4 separate regions of the Mus musculus genome follow, and all the other regions are linked to region 1. Evidence: chromatin loops called from intact Hi-C (ENCODE). Cell type or tissue: heart. All regions are shown on one strand. Links, peaks and the distances in the headings refer to the core of each region. The heading gives the core; the rest is flanking DNA.

What was found. Hi-C counts contacts between places; a loop is a spot of excess contacts. Peaks named below come from ENCODE experiments on the same cell type or tissue, not always from the same donor. Only the 100,000 strongest peaks of a DNase experiment are listed, where the experiment ranks them.
Region 2: a loop joins it to region 1, with 2.6 times the contacts of the local background. A loop is called at or near these places in 6 of 42 quality-filtered maps.
Region 3: a loop joins it to region 1, with 4 times the contacts of the local background. A loop is called at or near these places in 11 of 42 quality-filtered maps.
Region 4: it touches region 1 in a loop (3-fold over the local background); 6 of 42 quality-filtered maps call a loop at or near these places.

Annotation. Positions count from the first base shown.
Region 1 is chr4:97,918,741-97,924,623 of GRCm38, forward strand. All of the region lies in intron 2 of Nfia (nuclear factor I/A), which reads left to right. Among named protein-coding and RNA genes, the nearest start is that of Gm40208, 16 kb to the right of the region's middle. In heart, for the core only: a CTCF peak has its summit at 3,131; DNase peaks (open chromatin) are centred at 1,921 and 5,351; H3K27ac peaks cover 1,182 bases.
Region 2 is chr4:98,088,135-98,094,017 of GRCm38, forward strand. All of the region lies in intron 10 of Nfia (nuclear factor I/A), which reads left to right. Among named protein-coding and RNA genes, the nearest start is that of Gm34784, 35 kb to the right of the region's middle. In heart, for the core only: a CTCF peak has its summit at 3,436; DNase peaks (open chromatin) are centred at 3,537 and 3,967; H3K27ac peaks cover 3,049 bases.
Region 3 is chr4:97,772,475-97,778,357 of GRCm38, forward strand. It overlaps Nfia (nuclear factor I/A), which reads left to right and starts at 5,152. Exons shown (of 11, transcript NM_010905.3): 1 at 5,152-5,520. The coding sequence starts at 5,494. It overlaps Gm38709 (a long non-coding RNA gene), which reads right to left and starts at 4,949. Exons shown (of 5, transcript XR_003955232.1): 1 at 4,555-4,949; 2 at 3,652-3,749; 3 at 1-3,339. In heart, for the core only: CTCF peaks have their summits at 2,802 and 3,705; DNase peaks (open chromatin) are centred at 897, 2,737, 4,847, 5,237 and 1 weaker place; H3K4me3 peaks cover 4,215 bases; H3K27ac peaks cover 4,517 bases.
Region 4 is chr4:97,865,419-97,871,301 of GRCm38, forward strand. The region is part of intron 2 of Nfia (nuclear factor I/A); the gene reads left to right. It overlaps Gm19417 (a long non-coding RNA gene), which reads right to left and starts at 3,591. Exons shown (of 2, transcript XR_376437.4): 1 at 2,765-3,591. In heart, for the core only: a CTCF peak has its summit at 1,206; DNase peaks (open chromatin) are centred at 1,243, 3,083 and 3,633; H3K27ac peaks cover 1,551 bases.

The sequences.
Region 1 (5,883 bases), core at 499-5,498:
CCTTTCACCTTTTTAAAGTCTATTTGGAAAATCATGGCGGGAAGATAGGGCAGGGCTAAGTCATCCTCTCTGGGTGAGAGTTGGTGTGTGAAAAGCCTACTGCACAGAGCTGACAATCAGGACAGTCACTGGAGGGAGCTCCTTGCCTAAGAGGCCAGATTCGAGGGCACTGGGGCTTAATTTCAAAACACATGGCACAAATGACCACGTGCTTCCCAACTTTAAAGTGGGTGTTTGGCATAATTTTTACATTGTGTCTTTGCTATGATTTTCTTAAGTGCATCCAAACCACAAATCAAGACCTTCTCCAAGGTAGATACAGAATAGGTAGATGCAAAAATAAGTAAGTAAGTAAGTAAGTAAGTAAGAAACTGAGAAAAAAGTGTTACGCAAGACTAAAAAGAAGCTAGGGTTTAACTCCTCCATCCAGTTTTTATTTATTTATGTTTGAAGACAGGGCCTCCCTCCTTGTGTACCAACACTGACCTCAGACCCATGATCTGCCCCAGCTTCCTGAATCTGGATTATGGTATGCCAGCATCATTGACACACTTGTATATTTGAATCCTGGTGCATAAGATGAACCATATTTCCTGAGAGAATCAATGAATACACACCCAGAAGCTTCCTTCTCCACATCAGTATAAACTAAGCTCCCATTGGGTGGGAATTTTCATCCCTGAAACATTCCCCAACAGTGGTGAATGAATGAAGCCAAGGCAGTTTTTAACCTGAAACTTTCAGTGATGTGGGAACCCCTGACGTCCATGCAGTGTTTAAAGTAAAAGCCTCTCCTAGCTCTACAGATAAGCACTCACTCTCATTTTCAAGTAGTTTTGTTAAAGCAAAGATACTATATATGAGTTAGCTGGACAACTGACTGATCAATAAATACTTCAGTGTCCGTAGAGAGTTAAGCATAAAATATTATGCTTAACTATATTAAAATGTCAATTCAGAAAAAATAATTTTTTCTTCTGGGCAGAACAGATAAATATGAACTATCAAAAAAAAGTCAAATTATTTTCTTTTAGTTGTATGATTGCCACTACCCCCACTGCCATATTTTATAAATGTTTTGAATGGTGAAACATTCTGTAAGTTCCCCACACTTATAATTTCCTACATCTTCCCTAGATCATGATTTGCTGGGCCCCACTTGTGGTGCCGGGATTTCCCAGGTGTATAATTGACCTAACAGTGCTCATATACCTAGGAATCGGGTATAAGACTTAATTAGTGAACAGTGGTAAAACCCCTCAAGAGAGTCTGAGTCAGAATGGAAGTGCATTGTTATTAATCATTATTACTATTGTTATTATTTTTAAATGGCTTGGAGCCATCTCTGAATTTAGCAATAAAGTAAATGTATCTAATAATTCTTTCTATGTGCATGCTCTGTGGTCATGGGTTTCACAAATTAAATGGTGGAATACTTGTAGGATATGATTATAATGATCCAAGTAAATGATCCTCAACCAATTCAAAATTATGTGATTAAGACCCCAAGGAGCTACAGCAAGCAGTCTCCTTTCCTTCTTTTCTGCTTGGTGTTGACCCTCTGTGTGTTAAATTATGTGAAAGTTAAAAAGCAAACTCGTAACACACTAGCAAAGTGTGTGTGTGTGTGTGTGTGTGTGTGTGTGTGTGTGTGTGTGTGTGTGTGTGTGTGTTTGGGTTAGAAGTTGAGAGTATCCGTGATCCCTTGTCCGAGAGACAAAGAAGCTATTTTAGGTATAGCTAGTTTCACTTTCTGTAAGTGGTAGTGTAAGGCTTTTTTTTTTTTTTAATTCGACATGGGATATGGTCAGCTATCACCTGGACAGTCACAGGTCCCCTCCTGTCCCCTCCTGTCAAGTAGCTGCATTCTGTGTGTGCAAGGCCATGCTGCATGTCCCTGGAGGAGCAGCTTCCACTGCCAACTGTCTGCTTTCAGCTTGAATTATCTCAGGCAGACATCCTGGCTGGCTGCAATGCAGGATGCAGGGCTCGGGCCTGGGAAGACCTAAGTTTGGCAGCCCTAAGTTGGGGAGCGAAAAAGAAAAAGGAAATTCTATCTTTTCTGGTGCTTTTCCCTTCTTGGTTTTCCTAGTCGAAATCAATGGTGGGGTCGATAGCTGGCTCTGACTTGTTCCCTGCATGCTGAGTTTTCCTGATGTAAGCCTTCAATGTCTGGGCTGCAGGCCTTGTGTGTCAGGGAAGGCTTGATGCTGTCACAGCCCTCCTGGGTGACATTTAATTCCCGTGGTAGCCTTTGTAATCCAAGAAGGGAAGCTGAGATCAATTTTTACACCGTTTAGTTGTGGAAGAAAATTTTCTTTCTTCCAGTTGATCATTCTTACAAAAATCAACCATATTTATATATTTTTCTCTAAACAGCAAAAGCGAATAAAATGAGATCTTTGCATTAGTGCGTATTTTGAAATGAAAAACAAATCAAGTCCTGCCCTGAGTTGTTAAAATGAAGTTGGGAATTTTTCACATTCCTTTCCCATGACAAAGAATGACACATTTAATTTAAATATATCCATTTTGGGGAAACAGTAATCTCTACAGTGACAGTATCAGGGTGGTATACAGTCAGCTCCCTGCTCATGTGGGTTTAATGCATATCTGACACTATATGCTGGATTTTATGCATATTGGATAATTAGGAGATTAACCATTATATATGATGTATATTAAGAAGTTTCTATTTTTCTTTGATTTTTTTCCAATGGACTCTTATTGTCTAGATTAGTAATTGCTTATTTTCTCTTCTAAAACTTCTTTTAGTTGCCTGTGTCCTTCCAGTCTAACATTTATTCTTCAATATAATACCTAATACCTCCCCCCCCCCCCACACACACACTGTAATTTTCCTTTCATTGGTTATGGTGTGGTCAATGAAGATAAGATGGTAAGACTGTGTAAAGTTTATTCAAGTTTTGAAAGAGATTTCTTAGTGGATTCAAAATAGGTTGTAAAATCATTAGGAAACATGGAGCTGGAAATATTAACCACTAGCTTAGTAGTGCAGAGCACATACTACTCTTGCAGAGTTCAGTTCCCAGCACCCACAGTGGACAGCTGTTAACTATATGTAACTCCATCTCTAAGAGGATGAGATGCCTCTGGCCACCAGGGGCATCTGCACTCATGTGAACATACTGTTACACACACAGAGACATACACAGACACACAGAGTCATACACAGACACACAGATAGAAAGACACACACACATGCATGCACACATACACTTAAAAGTAATAGAAATAAATCCTTAAAGTAAATTAGGAAGCAACATCCTATGAATTATATTTCTTTAAAATACTAAATATTTTTATTTGAAATAACACAAATATTTGAATGGCAATACCTTAGGAAGAACATTAGAATCAGGCCTTGTCCTCAGTGTTACATATCAATCATGTTGTATTAATTGAAAGGGTTTTATATAATCTCATAAAGAAACAGGCAAACTCCGGGCTTTCTTCTGTACTGAAAATCTATCATTCATGTCTTCCATTACTGCACTATAATTATGGTAAGTGAAGCAGAACAGGATCAATAGAGCAATTTATCAATGCATTCCAAGCCATCCTAGCATGGTTTACGTCATATCACTGCAGATACTGTCACTCAGCAGAGAGACTTTGAGTAGCATAACGAGGTTAGGCTGACCCATTTCAGCATAATGTCTTCCTATGTAATGTTCCAGTTCTGAGCATGATTTAATGAATTGTTTCACTTTGGATGGTATTATATGAATTAAAATATTTCCTGAATTGAAATCGGTTCAGGCTTCAGGTTTAAGAGCCCTGCACTAATGTGAGCACTGTAGTTGATGCTGTGTCTCCCCCCGTTCCTGTGCCTTTCTTTCTATTGCACCTCATTGGAGCTAGAGGATGAGCCAGGTGCCTCGTACACCCCAAGGAGCACTGGTATTTAAATAAATGTGTTGCCGTTTTATTTAGTAACTCTAGTCTTTTATCTTTGGCCATCACAAAATTTAGAATTCTTTAGGCTTTATTGTCCTGTTTGTGATTTGGCAATAATAGTTGGCTAATAAAAGAATAGTTTGGGGATTGTTTTCCCCCCAAAAGTATGAACAATATGGTCCTTTTATCATAAAGCTTCTCCCTGTGTTGATATGGAATTATTAAATATTCATAACATTCAAAGGAAGTTACTGAATCGTGCCGTAAAGTGTTATTTATTTCAGTATGAAAAGATATTTTCGGATTATTGGATTGTCATTTTCCTTTTCCATATGTTGTAAAATTTCACTCACTGTCATTTCACTTAATTCACCAGTGTAGGAAGCTGTACAGGTTTTATAACGATGTCGGTCCCAGCAGTGCACAGTTACTGCTTGTATTTTAAGTTGTTAGACATTAAGAAATGCTTTCAATGATAATGTAGGGTTTTTTGTTTGGTTTGGTTTGGTTTTTGTTCTGGTTTTCTATTTTTATGTAATCAAATACTTCAAAATTAAATATGTTAAAAGGTGAAAGAGTGAAGCCAAAGATGTTTTGAAAAACACCAAAATCTGCAAAGTTTTCCTTTTCTCTGTTTAGATGAGCCTTAAGAGTTATTGTTGGGCTGAGAGGTGGACGTTGTCTCCTTACCCAAGGAGAGTTTCGTACTACATGACTGAGACTTCCCTGGGCTCATGAGATAAGACCATGGGTACAGTCTGTGACACTCGGTTGCCATTGTCTAGAATCTAGTTCTCAGCTTGCCTTTGAACAGACTCTGAAACATTTTGATAATATTTGTGGGTTTTGTGGGGGCCGAGCATGTCTGCCTTTCTTTTCCTTACCTGCTCCTGGTAAGAGCCTCCAACATCATTTAACAGCTTGTCTGCTAACGGCTTAAGGACACAGAATAGCAGCTGCATTACATAATGTGTTCTAAGTTAAGGAATTTGAGATGTCATTACCCAAATGAAGATGTAAATTGTTTTGTTGGCAAGGCTTATAAGGAGGGTTTTGTTGTTGATGGTGGTGGTTTGTTGTTGTTGCTGTTTGTTTTTTTGGTATTTTGGAGGGTTTTTGTTGTTGTTGTTGTTGTTGTTGTTTACCTGCTATCACATTGTATTGGTTAGCATGGACTATTTTAAACCAGCATTCTATTTAAACAGTGTCAGCGAATTCTGAGAGCTTGCCAAACAAATCCTCAAAATGGTTGCCAAGCTGTAAGATGGCTGCCAAGATCTAAGCACACTGAGCAGGTTCAAAATGGTGACCAACTTCTCAGAATTTGTTGGTCAGGTTCTACTTCTGCCAGTCCCTTCCCCCATGCAACTAACACCCAGAAAGAGGGGTGGATCCCAAAGATGCGAGACTTGGCACTAACTCCTTGGCACGAGTCCTTGTAGTGTCATCCAGAGATTCGAGGAGTCACCGAGTACTTCTTGTTTCACATGCTTGGCAGGAGACGATTCGAGGGACACTGGGGTGAAAAGCCATTGTAAAATAACATGGCCGTTTCCTCTTCCTGATCTAGTGTGCACCAGATAATTCTCTGGAAGAGATGTGGGGAGACTAGACAAGGCAATACTTTCTTCAAAGAGCTTTTTAAGCGAGAGCAAAAAGTGTTGACTAAGACTTTTGGGCTGTGCCTTTTTGTACTGCTTGCATGAAGTGGCACAAACTTTATATACAACAGGTTTAAGATTTATTTTAGTTTTGCATTTGTTTACTTAAGTTTATAGCAATTGCATTCTGGCAGTTGTGCTACTTAGCAGATTGAAATAAAATCATAGGGTGAATTAAAACATACTGCTGTTAGTACTGATTAGAATTTTAGCTTAGTGTAAATACCGGATGCAGGGTCCAACTTTTCAGACACTTGGCATGAGCTCAATAGGGATCTCCAGGCTACACAGGAGACAGTGT
Region 2 (5,883 bases), core at 575-5,574, 170 kb after region 1:
TATATTATTAAGTATATATAGTATACTATGTAGTGTATATATATATATGTATATATATATATATACATTATATATGTATATATATATATATATATATACTATATATACACACTCATTTGATCTTTAAAGCATTCCTTAGAAAAGATCTATCATTGTTAACCCTATCCTACAGTTTAAAAACATAGAAAATTAATTTAAAGAGGGAAAGTGATTTTCTCAGAGCACATTACCAAGATTGTAGAGCCAGGACACAAAGTCATGTTTCTATTCAGCAAGGACTCAGAGGGGCTTGGCCTGTAATGTTGCATGTCAGATAACTCCCTGGCAAGCTATATGACTCCCTTTAACATTTTTTCAACCAATGGAAACTTCATTTTTCAAGTTTTAATTTGGTGGCACTTTCAAAAAAGGCAAAGAAAGTGTTCTTCTTTTTCTCAGCTCTTCTGTGCCTGCCCACCCATTACCTTTGAATATTTGTTTTTGAGTTTGTTTTATTTAGCATTTTGTTTGGAGTATAGCCTTGTTCCAAAACATCTGGGAATCCAGAGCTTGACTCATGCTTATAATTGCAGCATCCTGGAAAGGGTGTGGCACCTGTCTCCAAAATATAAAGATGGAGGGTGAATCTTAGCTAATACAAATTGGTGATTATTCTAAGAATTATGGTATGAACCATGCAACATCACAGGGTCAATGTCTAGTAAATAGTGCCGCCCTTTCCCCTCCAGCATTAACATGAAATCAGCAGTAAAGGAGAGTGGAATGATTAAGAGATGATTTCACACACACACACACACACACACACACACACACACACACATTCACACACACACACACACACACATTCACACACACACACACACACATTCACACACACACACACACACACATTCACACACACACACACACACATTCACACACACACACACACACACACACACACATTCACAGAGGAAAAAGAAAATATTAAAGATGCGATGTTTGTTAAGTGTGGAAGATGGAAATTAGAGAAAGGCTTAAGAGAAGGGCCGTGCCTTGGCAAACAGCACTTCGCCGCTCCATGCTTCTCACACCCTCTCCACTCACTCAACCTTTCCACATGAGCAGGTTCTACAAGACCTCAGGGTTACAGGTATATTAGAGGTTCATAAAGCAGGTGTTCAAATCAAGCATTTACTTATAATAAATCAGAGAAATGTACTATAAAATAATTTTCAGTATACATATGATTTATTAATGATTTCAGCAGGTTTGCATGCTAATGAAATGGATTCAAGCATGCCAGATTCTGCAGGATATAGACAATCTTCAACTTTTTCAGAGTTGATCAATGTTCTGGTTTTAAAATTATCAATACTGGGAATATTGATTCTAATAAATATTTATTAACAAAATGGTGGAAGGAAGTTTAGGGCAATTTTAGAAATTGTTGGAAACTCTATCCATATACAAAGGAAAACTCTCTTAGCAAATGTTCTATGAAACTCAAGTCAACAACACAAAAAAGTTTTAATTAAATGTTCTAACAACCCAAAGCTATACTAATTTGATACTAGCATGCTGACAGTTGGAACACTGGCAGGGAAATATTTAAAGTCTTTGTTTTCCATAATGAAATCATTATGTTTCTGTAAGAGCAGAAAGCTTTGTGTGATTAATAAAAACACTACAATTCATAACCTGCAATAGTCTCACTCTGAGCTGAGGTGTTTCAAGTAGCATGAGTTGGTACTGCACAGGGTGACAATGCATGGGGCAAAGCACACATGCACCCTGTGCAAGCCTGCAAAGATGTCCTGCAGGGCAGCATGGGCCAGTGCTGCCCAAACACCCTGGACTCATTACTCACTTGACTTTTAATTAACTTCTTGTCATTGCATATCTAGAAACATCCTGTTTACTGTTTCCAGTATTTTTGAAACCCAACGTTCAGTTTCACAACTCCATATCCACGACCAACAGATTTTAAAAGTGGGACTACAGACAGCAGGCAGGAGTTAGCGACACTTCCATGACAGTTTTCGGGGAAGAGGAATGCCTCTGTCAGTGGAGGTTCTGGGATAAGGGACATGTCTTTGACACTCTAATCTGATTTCACAGTAGAACAGGCACAATGCTATTAGCTGTGGAATGGGAATGACCTGTTTTCACATCCTGCCTATGCTCCTTTGGAATTCAGCTTCCATATCTATTTGACGAAGTCAGTAATAGTGTCTACTTACTAGGAGAAAAGCCAGTTACGTGTTGCTTAATCTAATCAAGGTTATTTTTCTAAAACTATGAGAACACAGTTTCGGTTGTCGTTGTTTCAGCTTTTGCGGGACTCCAGCAGGAACCCATGCTCTCTCTGTCATCCTCACAATGTCATCTTTCTATCTTGGTGCTTGGGGCCCCCAATCCCAGAATTTCTGCAGCAGCTCCAAACATCACCCCTATGTCATACTCCATTGTTCAAGCAATAGCAGAAAAAGGTACCATGTTCTACCTTTGTGCCTGGCTACCAAATTTCTATTTAGCTCTCACTAGCTGAAACTGAATCCCATTTTAGCCCAATATTTAGGTGTTGGGAAAGCTAGCATAGGATTGTATTGTTTGGCTTAAATCTTGGGCCGTTACCCAATCTGATCATGTTCTTATGTCTAAACAAAGTGAATTCCGTGAAAGAAGCAGTCAGTCATGGTCAGGCTGTTAACAGTATCTACTGCTTTCCCACTCTCTGAGAAGGTTCCTGTACTTTTCAACTTCCCTGATTGTTCCCTCTTCTCTTTCCTAATACTGGTATAGTTTCATATAGTTTTTTATTTTCTTCACTCCCTTTCTGTATCTCAAGGAGACCGTGTGTGTGTGTGTGTGTGTGTGTGTGTGTGTGTGTGTGTGTGTGTATGTTTGTGTGTATGTTTGTGTGTATGTGTGTTTGTGTGTTTGTGTGTGTGTGTATGTTTGTGTGTATATGTGTGTGTGTGTATGTTTGTGTGTATGTGTGTGTGTGTATGTTTGTGTGTATATGTGTGTGTATGTTTGTGTGTGTGTGTGTGTGAGAGAGAGAGAGAGAGAGAGAGAGAGAGAGAGAGAGAGAGAGAGAGAGAGAAATAGAGAGGGGGGTTAGAATTATCATCTCTTTCAGCTGCAGTTTGAGGTCCGGGAAGTGGACAGGGCTGTCCCCTGATGGAGGACACATCTCTCTGGGTTATTGTGGACTGAGAAAGCTGTCTGTATAGAGGGCATGTGGCTCAGCTCATGCAGGTTCTGTACACAGTGCCCTCCTGTGCCCCCAAAGTTCACCCAGCTTCCAGAGTCTGAGCCAGGTGCTTCCTCTAGAGAAGAACAGTGCTGGGCTCTGCTCGGCCTGAGTCAACAGAGCTTAAAGAACAGGAAACCGAGCCCAGCACCCTCCCTGCAGCATGACCTCCAGGAGGCCACAGCACAGTGGATTCTCACAGTTCATTCAGCCTTTGCAAGGAAAAGCCCAGGACCAGGAGCCAATCCCACAGATGTCTCCTACACTCTAAGTGATGACTGTCCACTTGAGGGAAGGATTGAGTACCCAGACTTTGTCTGGCCAGGGCCCTTCGCAGGGCTGCTAATGAGTCCAAGACTTTGGCAGAATGAAGGACACACTGTTCCAAGCCAGAGTCCTTGGTCTAAAGTGAGTCTCCAAAGAGCTGCTGACTTCCGCTGACTCTTCCTGTCTCCTCAGCCCCTCAGTACTCTCCCGAATTTGTACTAAAGATGAAGAGAAAATGCTGTCATTAAGAGACCTCTCTTCTGGGGATATTGCCTCACAATATGCCCTGTCCGCTGAAGCACTGTCTTCAGCTTGTGCCTCTCCCCAATCTCCTGACGAAGACGGTCTCAAAGGCCTCTCAGTGCATCCTTGCAGCAGAGCCAAAGTGAGTTACTGCTGCCCTGATATTTTCCACACACACTCCTGAGGCACAGAGGCTCATGATCTCTAACACCTCTTTGCTGGTGTTCATACAAGATTAGCACAGCCGGTCCTTGCCTCTGTGTGTGTGTGTGTGTGTGTGTGTGTGTGTGTGTGTGTGTGTGTGTGTTGCCCTCCTCCCAAGTCTGAGGTCCTCATGATCCTGCCTTGGATGATGCAGGAAGTGCTCAAGACAGGCTAGATAGGCAGCCTGCCTCCTGGTGCCTTAAACAATGGAAGAACTGATGACCGGTTCTCATGACCTACAGCCATGACCCTTCAGCATAGTCCCTCATCTGCTAATGCCTGGTCATGTGTGTTTACATGTATGGATAGGGAAAGAGCCCTACAGGGAAGTACAAGGAATAGGGGAACACTGAACTATAGGGAGGTCTGAGATGAGGCCAGCCATAGATCAGTCTTGTACATATTGGGAAAGTGGGGAAATCACTGGGCCAGGAGTCAGAGTGCCTGGCTGCCCAGCTCATCTCTCCCACTTGTCACCCAAGTAATGGATCTTAAGGAGATGAGGGAAGTCAGGATTTATTGAGTACCTACTGTATTCCTCATACCATATTGAGCTAAGAGAAAGGCCTTGGGTACATATAATCTCACCACCACCCTACAATTTGCAGACTTCTGGTGGGGGGAAGTAAGCAAATTCCAATAAAGTCTGATGAATGACATCATGGGAACATGTGTGGTCTATTAGTAGGACAGAGAGAGCAGGAAGAACTCTGGAAGGAAAATGTGGGGCGAGGAGTATACATCAGAGGCAATGGCAGAGCTAGTTTTATAGAAGAAGTATCCATGGTAGAAGAGCTTTCCTTTGCAGACCCGGGTGGTGTGTACCAGGAAGTTAGATTGTGGGGAGAGCAGTGTGTGCTCTGTCTGTCATATAAAATCAGCAACTGAGAAGGCTTGATTGTGAGTCTGGAGTTTAAACCAAGTCATAGTCGTTAATGAACACACACCTGGGTCTAGGGGAGAGTCTAGTCATGGGTGAACATGTACCTGGATCTGGGGGAGAGCCTAGTCATGGGTGAACATGTACCTGGATCTGGGGGAGAGATTCTTGGACTTTATTTTGTGGAACATTAAGATTTGCAAAAAGGCATAGAGGGCTCTCAGCAGGACAAGCTCTTGGCCTTGCTTGGTGTGATCCCCCACTGGGCATGGAATTTGCAGGCAGACATTGCATGTGAAGACATATGGTCTTGAGTTTTCTTTTTTCCAGGAGTCAAGAAAATACAGGCTTTGGAAGGAGGCAGATCTGAGTTGATTTATCATGTGACCATGGTGATTCTGTTTAGCCTCCTGATCCTCAGAAGTCACATTTCAATAAAGTCATGAAGTTATTCCCTCCTTCCTTCCACTGGTATGGCATACAGATTTAATCTAAGTAGAATGAGAAAGCCCAGTCTCTACCGATCACTTTCCTTAAGGTGAAGTTTGGTAGGGCTCTGAGGCAAAACTGGAATGGTCTCAATTCTCCTCCAGACAAAAGGACTGTGAATGGGAGGAAATGGAGGAGTGTTAACAGGGTGAGACCCCTTGAGCTGAGTGTCCAGGTCAGCCTTCCACATCAGCTTTCCATGAAGTGTACTCTAGTTGGCCACCAGGATGATACAATTTATTAAGAACATTCTTAGTGTCTTCCCCAGGAGCAAGTTGAAATGAAACCTACAGCCTCAGTTTTTGAGTCTAAGGACAAATCTGTCAAGGGATGCAGTGGAGAGTTTCTGTGTATAATTCCCCATTACAAAACGGTTAAACTTTATGCCTGGTGAGGGAAGGAAGAACAAAATCTCAGAGCGAAAGCAAGCTGTGAAGAAGCTGGGAGGGGCAGGTTCTGGATGTTCGTTTTGTCAGCTAGGTTGGCTGACATGATTAGTCCTAATGGGGTGGCAATCCTCATTGAACTGCAGATTCTGTGAGTGACTGACACTCCCTCTGCT
Region 3 (5,883 bases), core at 385-5,384, 150 kb before region 1:
GTCTCTTTCAAGCACACCAGGCAAATCCAGAGAGAATCTGAGAAGCAGCCAGCTCGGGTTAGATTGGATCGCTTTCAAAGAGGAGAGAGAGAAAGAGAGAGAGACCGCGAGAGAGGGAAAGGGAGGGAGAGAGAAAGACAGGGGAGAGAGAGAGAGAGAGAGAGAGAGAGAGAGAGAGAGAGAGAGAGAGAGAGAGAGAGAGAGAGAGAGAGAGAGAGCTCTGCCATCCTTGGTAGAAGCCTTTTGATTTGGAGTTTAAAAAAAAAATATCCAAGAAGCCTGCAATTGGCCAGCAGCTTAAAAAAATCTCTTCCGGGTTTTCAACGGTTCCAAGTTTATTTAGCTATTTTTTTTAATGCAAAAAAACAGGGACAAGCGATGAAGCAATTCGTCTGAGCATTTTAAAGTTTCTCACGTACTCTTTTTACATTGCAATGGTACGTGGTACATCTTAAACTTTCTATTTTACATTTATACGATATGTGTTATATAAACAACGGTAGAATGTTTATGCTTAATGGTTAAGACTTTAAAATTTTTCTAGCTCGAATATGCACTTTAGTGATTGCTGGGTAAATGTCTATTGCGATGGTTTTCTTTTAAAGATGCAGCTTTGTGGATCGTGTTTTTGTTATGTGCAGCAGAGAGATCGGGTTTCTCTTTCTTTCTTTCTTTCTTTTTTTTTTCCAGGATTTGAAAAAATTGCTGAGCTTAACAGATTTTTTTTCCTGCTAGCGCTTGCTCCGTTCCAGAAAAGGGGGGGAGGGGGAGGGGGATCCTGTACGTGCTCTGCTCTGTTAAAGACGTCTGGCCTCTGCAGTCAACCTAACCCGAAAAGAAATGTCTGGACCCGAGAATAATTGACGATTCGATCCTCTAATCAATGGGACAACCTGCGAGATTGACAGAAGTTCTATCCAATCATGAGAAAGCTTGGGCATACAGTGGTTCGTAATAGCCATAGGGGGCGGGGCAAATGAGATCTGAAGTTCTCTGCAGTTCTGAAGGGGATGGTGTATAGTTCAAGCTGTCAAAGATACCAGCGCTTCCGGATTTAGCAATTACAATAGGAAAGAGGGGTGTTTTTTTGGTTGTTGTTGTTAGTTTAAAGGAGAAAAGAGGCTGTTGGGGGGTTGCATGGCTCCTATGTGACTTTTAACTTTGCTCCTTTGGAAAATTCTGCTAGAGTAATATTTAACCTTGCATTAGTTATTCTCAGAACTCAGGGAAGTTGGGAACTCGTAGGAGAGGTTTAGCTTCTTTGAGAAAGATGCCTCAAGTTGGTACTGCACTAAGTGCTTCAGAACTTCTCGCTGATTCTTTTAGAGTCTTTGATGTATCCATGAAAGAGAACGCACTATAGGTAGATGGACAACTGTTCTATAGATTTGAAAAGGAGAAGGGAGGGGCTGGATGTTCCTGAATTCTACTGTTTCAGATTATGGTCAGTAGCATGGAGCATATCACATTTCTTTGTGTTACCACAACAACCCTACTGGCGGGTACATAAGTGGGAGAGAACTGACTCCTGTTAGCTGGAGTCTAGCCTCTTGTTCAATCCTGGCCATCTGCATGGTGGAAACTAACTGCCTTAGTTTGTCTTGGAGATATAACTTGCAGCCTCTGGTTCAAATCTATCAACCCCCACCCCCAATTCTGTAGGTAATACATGGAAAATAATATGGATTCTTTACTTTTTAATGTGGATTTAGTTCTCATCCAACTATTTCCTGAGGCTTTGGGCCTTCCAGACAAACCTTGTTCGGAAACTTGATGTGAAAAACTCACTTGTGTGCTCAATGCATCAACATGATTCAATTTGGGATTATATGCAAGTAAGAGAAATCTGCACACAAGTGACCAGTAAGTAAAAAAGTGAAGAAAAATGCTGGAAAATACTAGTTAAGAGTTAGTCTTGGTGATAACTATAGAGCAAATGGTATTTATTGTCACTTAGGAATCCTGGTCCCATTTTCACTACTTTGGGCATTAAAATCTAAATCACATTAATACAATTTCCCAACTAAATAGAAAGGAGAGGTATTTCAGATATATGTAGAAGTGAAACTTTATTGACGTAATTTATACATCTAAGAGGATTTCACTAAAGCTGGCAAGGTAACGTTTCTGCAAATAAAACAGTAAATGCAAGGCTGGGCTCTGTGCCAGGGAGAATATGGATAGCAGAGAGCATGGCAGGAACCTCCTTTTTGCAAAGACAATCCGGTTTCAAGGCAGCCTCCTACCACTTGCAAAATAAACGACTGGAGTAATGTTTCCAATAAGGATTTACCCTTCCTAACAATGGGTCATTTATATGATTGCAATAAACTAGTTTTCATACATCACCTGTGTTTCCTACACTCTTCTCCCTTCTTTTGCTCCCCCTTCCCTTCCCCCTCTTTCTCAGATCTTCCTTTCTCTCCCTCTCTTAGTATCTCTGTGAACTCTAGACAAGGATTTACTTTTGCAACCTAGAAGACAGGAGAAAGTTAGAAATGTTTTTTATCCCGGGTCTGTCCTCTGAGGAACATCTGTTTCTTTGTGTGTTTAAATTTATGCCTGTTGGAGAGAAAGTTACCAGAAGCCATTCTGTAACTGTAACTCTTCTACGGTATTTTTCTCAGTCTAGTTTGCAAAGGCTGTAGTTGGAACTGGGCTTTGTAGTGTTCCCCCGCCTTCCACCCTCCTCCGGAGCGGGGGAGGGAGCGGGAGCTGGCACAGATAGGAGAGAAAGCAGGAGCGGATGTGGAGGGCTTTGGTGCTGAACTTGGATCCAGCCCTTGCCTAGAGGGCGCAAACAATCGTCCCATATCCAAAAGTCTTACGAAGGGCGCCAAAAGTTACTTAAGATAATATTGCTAACCGCAGAATGCTGGAAATCGCGGGCACATCCACTGCTGCAACAAAAGAAGTTTCTAAAGTGGAAATATCAGCATTCAATTACTTTTTCCCATTTAAAAAAAGAAGACATGGCAACAGGCAGTTATTTAAAAAAATCCCCTTGAGAATCAAAAGTAAAATTCTTTGCTGTTTTGAAAAGAGGCAGATGTGAAGTGTATCTATACACCAAAAAAAAAAAAAATCCACTTTGGAAGAGAGCTTCCCCAGAGCGCGCGCGCGCGCGCGCGCACACACACACACACACACACACACACACACACACACACACACGGGACAATAACTTGTCACTGTGCCTCAGTTACATGTTGGTTCCCTCAGCCAGAAACTTCTGTCGAGGAAACTTGGAGAGTCTTGAAGTTATAGATCCCAGCAAAGGGTTTCGTGGCCAGGAATGTTTCTCTAACTCCTCTTAGCTTGGAGGGCATTTCTTCCTTCCTGAAAGCCACAAGGAACCAAGGAAAAGCAGTTGCTTAGTTTGGGAAAATGGACGTTCTAACTAAAGGTTGAAGCTATTACTTTCCTTCAATCCTTAATATGTAATCGGAATAATATGGATTCCAAGAATATTCAAGAGCAGGGGGTGGGAATCAGGGGGAGAAGAATGGATTCTTGAGCATTAGCCCTAAACGGACTAGAGAACAAACAAACTTTAGACTGCCGGCTGTCTCAGCAGAACATTATATTTGGCCTTTTCTAGTAGCAGGCTTACCCACCTAGAAAAAAAAATCTGAATGAAAGTGATCATACCCCCTCACTTTCTTCTGTCGGGTGGGCATGCCTGCAGACTCTAGTCCTGTCATCTCCACCAGGGAGCGGATTCCCAGTCTGTGTGCCAGCGTCGGAATCTGGGGAGTTTTAAAGAAGGGTAGGTAAATACAGAAGGCTGCAAAACTTCAGGAGGGAGAGGAGGAGGAGAAAATGAGAGTTTGGAGGAGACAGGTATACTTTTTCCCCCTCTAGAAGAAAAGAGAGTCTAGAGAGAAAGTGTTGAGTTTTTTTTTTTTTAAGGAAGAAAGAAAGAAAGAAAGAAAGAAAGAGAGAAAGAAAGAGAGAAAGAAAGAAAGAAAAGAAAGAGGGAAGGAAGGAGGGAAGGACAGAAGAAAAAGAAAGCTGGAAGAGCAGGCTTGTTGGCAATGTGCCAAACCCTAAAACCACCCCCCCCCCTTCTGCCAAAACAATACTTTAGCAAACCTAAAATAATTGCAGGAAGCTCTTTTCCATCTTGAGAACTATTACCTGGGGAAGGGAAAAGTTGGGATCCACAAAGACGCACCCTTGAAGAGTGTGTCTGGGGAACAGGGACTCAGATGTTAGTCCTGGGCTCCCATTTGGGGATACAAACATATCTCTTTCCTAAGGGGGCAACCCTTTCACAGTTTTCCTTCTCAGTATACAGAAAAATGTCCCAGCTAAACCACTGTTGTTTCTGACGTGACAGAACTTTTTTGGGCGTTTGTGTTTAAACCCACCAGCTCCTGGGTTCTGGGAGAGAAGAGCGTTCGCTCATGACTCTCCTCCTTGCTTTCTCCAGACACCTCCTCCCCCGCAATCTGGGGAATCTTTGGGGTGATCTTCCTATCCCCCCCACCCCCAGATTCTGACTGCTATAGAGTCGTAGCTGAAAAGTTAGCAGGCTTTTGTGCATATTACCTCTCCCGACGATACTATTCCCATAGAAAGCTTCGCAGGAGAGATTACAATGCTTTTGAGCTTTACCGCATTTCAGAGGAAGGGAGGAAAAGTTACCTAGAAGGTCTGATTTTTTACAAGAAATTTGCATACATGCAAATGTAACGCGCGCCCTTCTCTGGGGTTCCTAGGGAGCCCAACCCGCGGCCCACGGGGGTGCGGGGCGCCCCGACAAAGTTGCCCCAATCCTCTCCCGACGTCCGCGGAGGGCTGCGGCGCGGGTGGGGGGATGGGGAGGAGGAAAAGTAGTTTTGTTTGCTTAAGCACATCCTGTGGCAGCCTATAGCCGCCCGGAGGACACGCTGAAAAAACCGCTCCGCGCCGCGTTCCCGGGGACCGCGCCGAGCGGGGCGGGGGGCGGGGGGCCGCGGGAGGCAGCGAGCGCGGAGCGAGCGGCGGGCGGGCGGGCGGCCCTGCAGGCTGGGGACCGGTGTCAGCGCCGCAGCCGCCCCTCCCCCACCCGGCTCCCCCCCACCCCGCCCCCCCACCCCCACCCCACCCCACCCCCACACCCCCGCGGCGGCGGCGCGAGCGGGCGGCGGCCGTGCGGTGCGGTGCAGAACGCGGCGCAGGCGGGCGCGCGGGCAGCTCGCGGGCACCCGGCCGGCCGGCGCGGGAGCGGGAAAGGGTGCGCTATGCCTTTAACGCCCGCGTACAGTAGACAGTATAGTGGAGTGTAGGGAAACTCTAGGCGGGGTTAAAGTTCAGCGCGTGGAGCGGCAAGAGCGCTGGCTGCTGCAGTTGAGCCGAGTTGGAAATGTGAACGCAAGAAGCAGGCTTGATTTTTTATTCCTCCCCCCCTCCTAGCTCTCTCCTCCTCTCTCTCCCTCTCGCACCCACACTCACGCACACCTCCAGCCCGCACACAGACGTGCACGCACCCCCCGCCGCCCGGCAGTTATGTATTCTCCGCTCTGTCTCACCCAGGTAAGCAGCTGCGGGGGCGCGGGGCGGCCGTGTGCCTCGGCGGGAGCCGTGTCTGCGCGTGTTTCTGTGTGTGCGCGCGCGTGTGCGGGGGGGGGGGCTGCAGCTTTAAGAAAGTAACTTTGTTTCCATGCGGGTGCATTCCTCCTGCTCGGCCATTTGTGTGGGCACATGGCTAATGGCGCCCTCTTATTAATGCGTTAATTAATATCGGGGCGCCGGACTGCGGAGCTCCGCCGGGGCTTGCGGGCGCCCCGCACGTGTGTCCGCGGCTGCAGCCCCTGACACGCTGCAATCTGGACTCTGGCGGCTGCGGCGCGGAGCGCGGTGCCCGCGATTCCTCCGCTCCAGGGAGGGGCGGCTGAG
Region 4 (5,883 bases), core at 643-5,642, 53 kb before region 1:
AAAGCTGGGCATGTAGATATGGTAAAGCACTTGCAAAGACATAGGGGAAAAAACCCAACAACAATTAAAAGATTTGACCCCTGGTTAAAATGGGGCTGGCAAAGGCAGTGAAATAGTTAATGTGTCCGCCTCCCTTACAGGTTTCCCCAGATATGCTTACTGGCTGTACAATGGATAATTGTCAGCTCTTGTTGTGCAGATGCTGTTGCAGATGGAGTCCTGTACCTGCATGCATAGCAAATGAATTCGACTGGCAATCCCCTTTATAAAGCATAAATATGTAATTTGTTCAGCTGTTGTAATTAAATATGTATGTGTGAAACAGCCACCATTCAGGTCATTAATGATGCGCCATGCCAAATTAGAGCTTACAGACAGTAATGTACATTGTGGTACAATGAGGGAATTGCAAATAACATAGCTAAGCCTCTGCTGGTAAAGGATGCATTCAGAGGCTTTCAAAGGAATATTTACATCTGTAACATAATTTTTATTTAGAAGATACATTTTATTCAGTGTAAAAGTCTCTTAAGATAGTATTGCTTTCTTCACCAGTTTAGTTTTATTGTTTTAGCATTTTACCATACAAATGCCACATTTTATTAGCCATGCTGCTTGTGATGAGTCTTAAGTATCTACTTACATCTAAGGCAGCAGCTACCCTTGCGTCCTCTCTTCACCATTGTGGTTGAATGGATCCTATCATAGCACATCGGAACATACTGCTTATTTCACTAAATTAAAGAGAACCTCATAATATTTCAACCATAATCCCCACTGATAGGTAAACAAACATAGTAAACAGCATGTTTATTTCCATAGAAATAGGGATGGGAAAAATGCAGTTATCAAAATAGAAACAAATAAGAGTGGTAAATTTGCCCCTAGTGTTTTAATTCCCAGTGAATTACTTGTGAATCCGAAGAATTTCCTAAGAAAAGTGTCAGCCATGGGTCAGAATGATTGCTTTTCAAATTTTAAAACTCGAGAGTTCATAAAATAAAAAAAAATTATTTATTGCTCTATCCTTTCACTCTTTGGTTTTAGGTTACGTTCTTTGAAAGTGTTTGATCTGCCATTTAAATACATTAAAACTATTTTTACTTTCAATTCTTTCTGCATTTGTATTTTGTTTGCTACAGACAATCTATTTTTATCATGCATGTTGTTTTGACGGTTCATGCTGAGACTACAAGAGCTGACCATCTCGACCTTTCCGTCCAGTAGGGCAGTGGGAGGAAACATCTCAGAGCTAATTCTGTCTTGTTCACAGCTGGGAACAGAGCATTCCTCTGTGACCCCCTTGCACAGGATTCTCAGGGATCACTTGAAAGCTGGACTCAATGCTAAATCCTGGGCTTCTAAGGTTCAATACAGACAAATTTAAGTGGACCATTTGGTTGAGAATCGCAGGAGGGCAATATAGTTGTTAAAAGCTTCATGAACATTTGAAAATGGAATTACTCAACAAATTATTTTAGTTTTGTAATGAAATCAAATTTAGAAGTTTCCTTAAGCCTAGGATGGTTAATCAAGATTTGAGCTCTTGAGGAATTTTCAAAACTAATCCTGTATATTGTGTAGGATATAAACTTTTTGTTTTCAATGAATAGCAAATGTTTTAGTTCACCAAATGCATATTTTATTTTAAAAAATGAAAACCTAACAGCAGAGTTAGGTATGGTGGCACATGCCTTTGGTCCCAGCACTTGGGAGGCAGAGACAGTGGGATCTCTGTGAGTTCAAGGCCAGCCTGTCTACAGAGTGAATTCTAGGACAGCCAAGGTTATCACACAAAGAAACCCTGTCTCAAAAAAAAAAAAAAAAAACAACAATAGCAAAACAAAAACAACAAAACAACAACAACATCCCTAACAGCAGTTTGTTTTACCTAAATTATTGTGACATAAAATCAAAATAATTTAAAACTTTTCATATCTTTATATTTCTAAATTTTTTTGTACTTTTAAAAAATATCTTTTCAGTTCAGCTAAATATATTTCCTTTGCAATGCTAAGGAAAAGTGTGATTCATGAACTGTTTATTTAGACTGGACTATAAAGATGACAATGATCAAAAGTTCATAATGTACTTCAGTTGTATTAAGAATCCCCTCCCCCATATAGAAACTGTTGGAAAACGGCCTTGTCAGCTACATGCTTAATATGACCCATGAGTTCATTACTTTCTGAAGATTTTCTTGATGATCCTTTTTCATTTAGTTTCTTTATCCCCGTTAGAGATCTTAATCTTTGGATGACCAGTTTTATTATTTCTATATGTTTTAGAACTATTCTAGTTTGGGGTGAGGCATTTTGAAGGGTGTATGACTTTGCAATATCTTAACCAGCTGTAGAAATATATACATGGGAAACTGAGGCAAGAGAATCCTAAGATTGAAACTTGTCTTGGCTCCAGAGTGAATTCAAGACCAGAATGAGCAGTCTACTTTTTAATATACCTAATCTCAAAAAACAAACAAATACCAGCCTGGATATAGTTCAGTAGTAGCCAGTTGATTAATGTGTGCAAGGCTCTGGGTTCAAGCTCTTATCTTTCAAAATAAATAAATTGAGTTTAGATACCTTTCAAAGGTTTCTTTTTTTTTCCCCTTGAATGTTTAAAAAAAAAAGCTTAAAATTCACCAGATGATGATTAAAGACCTCTATTACAGAACACTTAGTAATGGGAATTGGGAGACATGCAGATAGCCTTACCCTGAACCTGAAAAGGGAGAAACATACAAAAAGGCTAGAGATCCTACTTGGGTAACTTGAAGAAGCATCCACTTGTTTTGCTGGAGTGGTAAGAGTTAAGAGCATGGTTTAGGATTATTTGGGCTGCTTGCTCTGGAGGAACACATGGGAAACCACCAGCAAGTCTTCTGGTCTTGTATTAAAGAACGTAGCCTTTCCTGAAGGGGTAGGAATACCCCAGTGGTCAGTGGCTAGTGGCCTGGTGCTTTCTGATATTGCCATAGGCAGGCCTGGCCAATCAGATGTGCTCATTTGTTGGCTGTTGTTCCTTTGGCCATCACCGCAGTAAACACTTTCCCTTGAATGTTGGTTTTCTGTTGTGTCTGGCAGCCACATAGGGCTTGAACTTCAGCCAGAGGCAAATATTTATACACCAGAGTGTGCAATGTTCAACTGGTCAGGCCTGAGAGGAAGAGAGCTCCTTCATGCCTTCGGCCAAAGGGGAATTATCTATTTTTCCTTCCTTCCCGCTGTGCCCTGCAGAGGTAGGACCTTACTGGAAGCCTTCGGTGCAGATGCCTGTGCTTTGTGAAGGGAGGACACCCTCCTGACATTTCTGCCTGCTCCTTTAATTCTCCTTGCAAAGTTTACAGTTAGTATTTTCCCTGGAACGCTGTCAAGCCTGAGACAGCCCAAATGTATGCCGAGCTGTGAAATCGAGCCGGAGAGAAGCAAGTTTGTGAGAAATCTGTTTCTACTCAAATCCGTGAGCTTCATTAAAACACAAGCAGAGAAACAAAAACAAAAACAAGGAACTCAAGGGGCCGTGGCCGGCTGGGCCCCCGGCGCCATTTCACGACCTGTGAGGCGACGACGCAGCCGTACATGGCGCCGTGTTTACCCGCCGCAGCCAATCAGCGCGCCGTGCCAAGCCACGTGACGTGCCACGAGGGCAGCACAGCCATTTCCTTGTTCTGAAAAAGCTTGCTTCCTCCGCAGAGTTCTTTGCCTTGCGCTGCATGCCAAATGTGCCTGCAGAATGTGTCTAGTGGACTGGCATTTCTCCACAAAGTTATTTCAGCAGGTAAAAAGTCTCTGCGCACTTGAGCTCGGAGCATTCTTTATGTAAAATGGATTTCCCTTCTTGGCCAGAGGCCAAGGGCACGGCGCACTGGCTGGGTGAGAAGAGCGCTTCTCTGCTGAGAAACTGGTGGACCGACACACTCTTAATTTTTTGGCTTCTGACCAAACAAGCTAGATGAATGCCAAAATTCAACAAAATAACACATTATTGTGTGATAGGAGCCATGCTCCAAGAGAGCAGGAACTCAGAGGAACTTCACACTGGCTCCCCACCCCTCCCCCTTTTGTTTTTTGGCTTTATTTTCTTAAAAAATAAAATAAAATAAAAGCATTGTCACTTTGGGGAGCTTTTGTAGGAATATGGCTAAATGGGACCTAGAGAGTCGGGCTTTTAGCAATAAACTTGAAGGAAGGAACTGAAAGAAAACAAGAGCTTAAAATTACGTTCATGAACTTTTCCCAGACAGAACACACAGTTCTCTTGACTTCGCGGAGCTGCGTTTAACCCTACAGACTCCGTAGATGTGTCTGAGTTGAAAGCTGAAGGACTTGGCATTAAAGTGAGAATTCTGTGAGATATAGCTACATTGTACAGATTTCAAAATAGAAGGAGAACTACAAATGTCAAATGCGGAGTTTTAGCTTTCCCAAACCAAAGACTGGTGAAAATCTCATGCTTTGTTATGGTTTTTGTACCCTGCCCCCTCCATCTGACTTTGTAAGTGAATTGAGTCTGTTCTTCCTTGCTTGACTCCATAAGCAAGTCTTGAAAGGCCTGTGCCTCAGTTCCCACATACTCACCTTGAGGACATTCAAGGAGAGAATCAAGATTCTTCCAGTCTATAAAAATGTTAGAAGCTAAGCTTGAAAAATAAAACAGTAAACAAACAAACAAACAAACAATTAGAATCAAATATCCATTTTGCTCATTCACACAGCACCCAGCCTAGCAATCTAAAGAATTACAGTAGTTTCTGCCATTCCTTTGCTTACAATGCTTAGTGTTTCCCAGTGTGTTGAGAATAAACTTCAAGCTGGTGGCCAGGGCCTGCCCTACAAGATCTGGCATCTGCACCACCTCTCTAGCCTCACTTTATCCTGTTGATTCTTCCATGCTTGAGCCTTGCAGGTCTCCGTTTGAGGTCAGGACTCTGCCAGTCCCTTTTCTATGTGTTGTTTGCCTGTAATGATTTTCCTCCCTTTTCTTTTGGGTGATACATTCTTGCCTTTCAGTTCTCGGCTCAGATGATATCTCTATAAAGGAGAAATCTGAGGTTGGCAATCATGCTTTTCTATGGAACATTTCTTAGGAAAATCCAAAATGCCCCTGCTAATTTGTTCAATTACTTACATTTTTTACTGTTGCCTCCATGTCTGTCCTACAAGGACAGAAAATCATAGATATCCTCTTCTGTGTTTTTATATTGTATCTAATCACATAGGGAATAAAATGTTGGTCAAGTTGGGATATTCCAAAATATATCAGTTTACCTTCAGTTTCACTGAAGAATCCAATATATTACCAGCCCCCAGAAGACCATTATTATAGCATGTATACCTTGATAAGCATCTAGTTCTCCTTATAAGTACATGCTGATCCAGAGAGGAGGAAGGCTTGGAGGTCAGTCTGCCTGTACTGGAGGCAGCATTGACTAACCATGACAATACAGTTGGTTGATTAGCTAGTATAAATTTCAGTTTTCTCATCTAAAAAGTGAAATTTAAAAATATTTCCAATATCATAGGATTATTTCCATTACTGTTGCATATGATTTAGATTAATTGACCTGTTAAGAAAAATATATTATTTAGAGATAGAGACAAAATACAATCAGCAATACAATACAATAATACCTGTGTTATTCTAATGCATCAGACCCTAAGCAGTTTTACTGCCAATGTCCTTCCCATTTTTTTAAGGAAGGAACTAAGGCAAAGAAAAAGTAACTGGCAGGACATAGATTGGATACATATTAAATATCAGAGCAGGATCTCATGTATTCTCCTCCCCCACCCCCTGGAATATGTACTCTTTATATCTGGTCACTCTAGAGTCTAGTGAAGCAGTATATAGCTCTCGTTAGAAGCTGAAAAGGACTCCGAA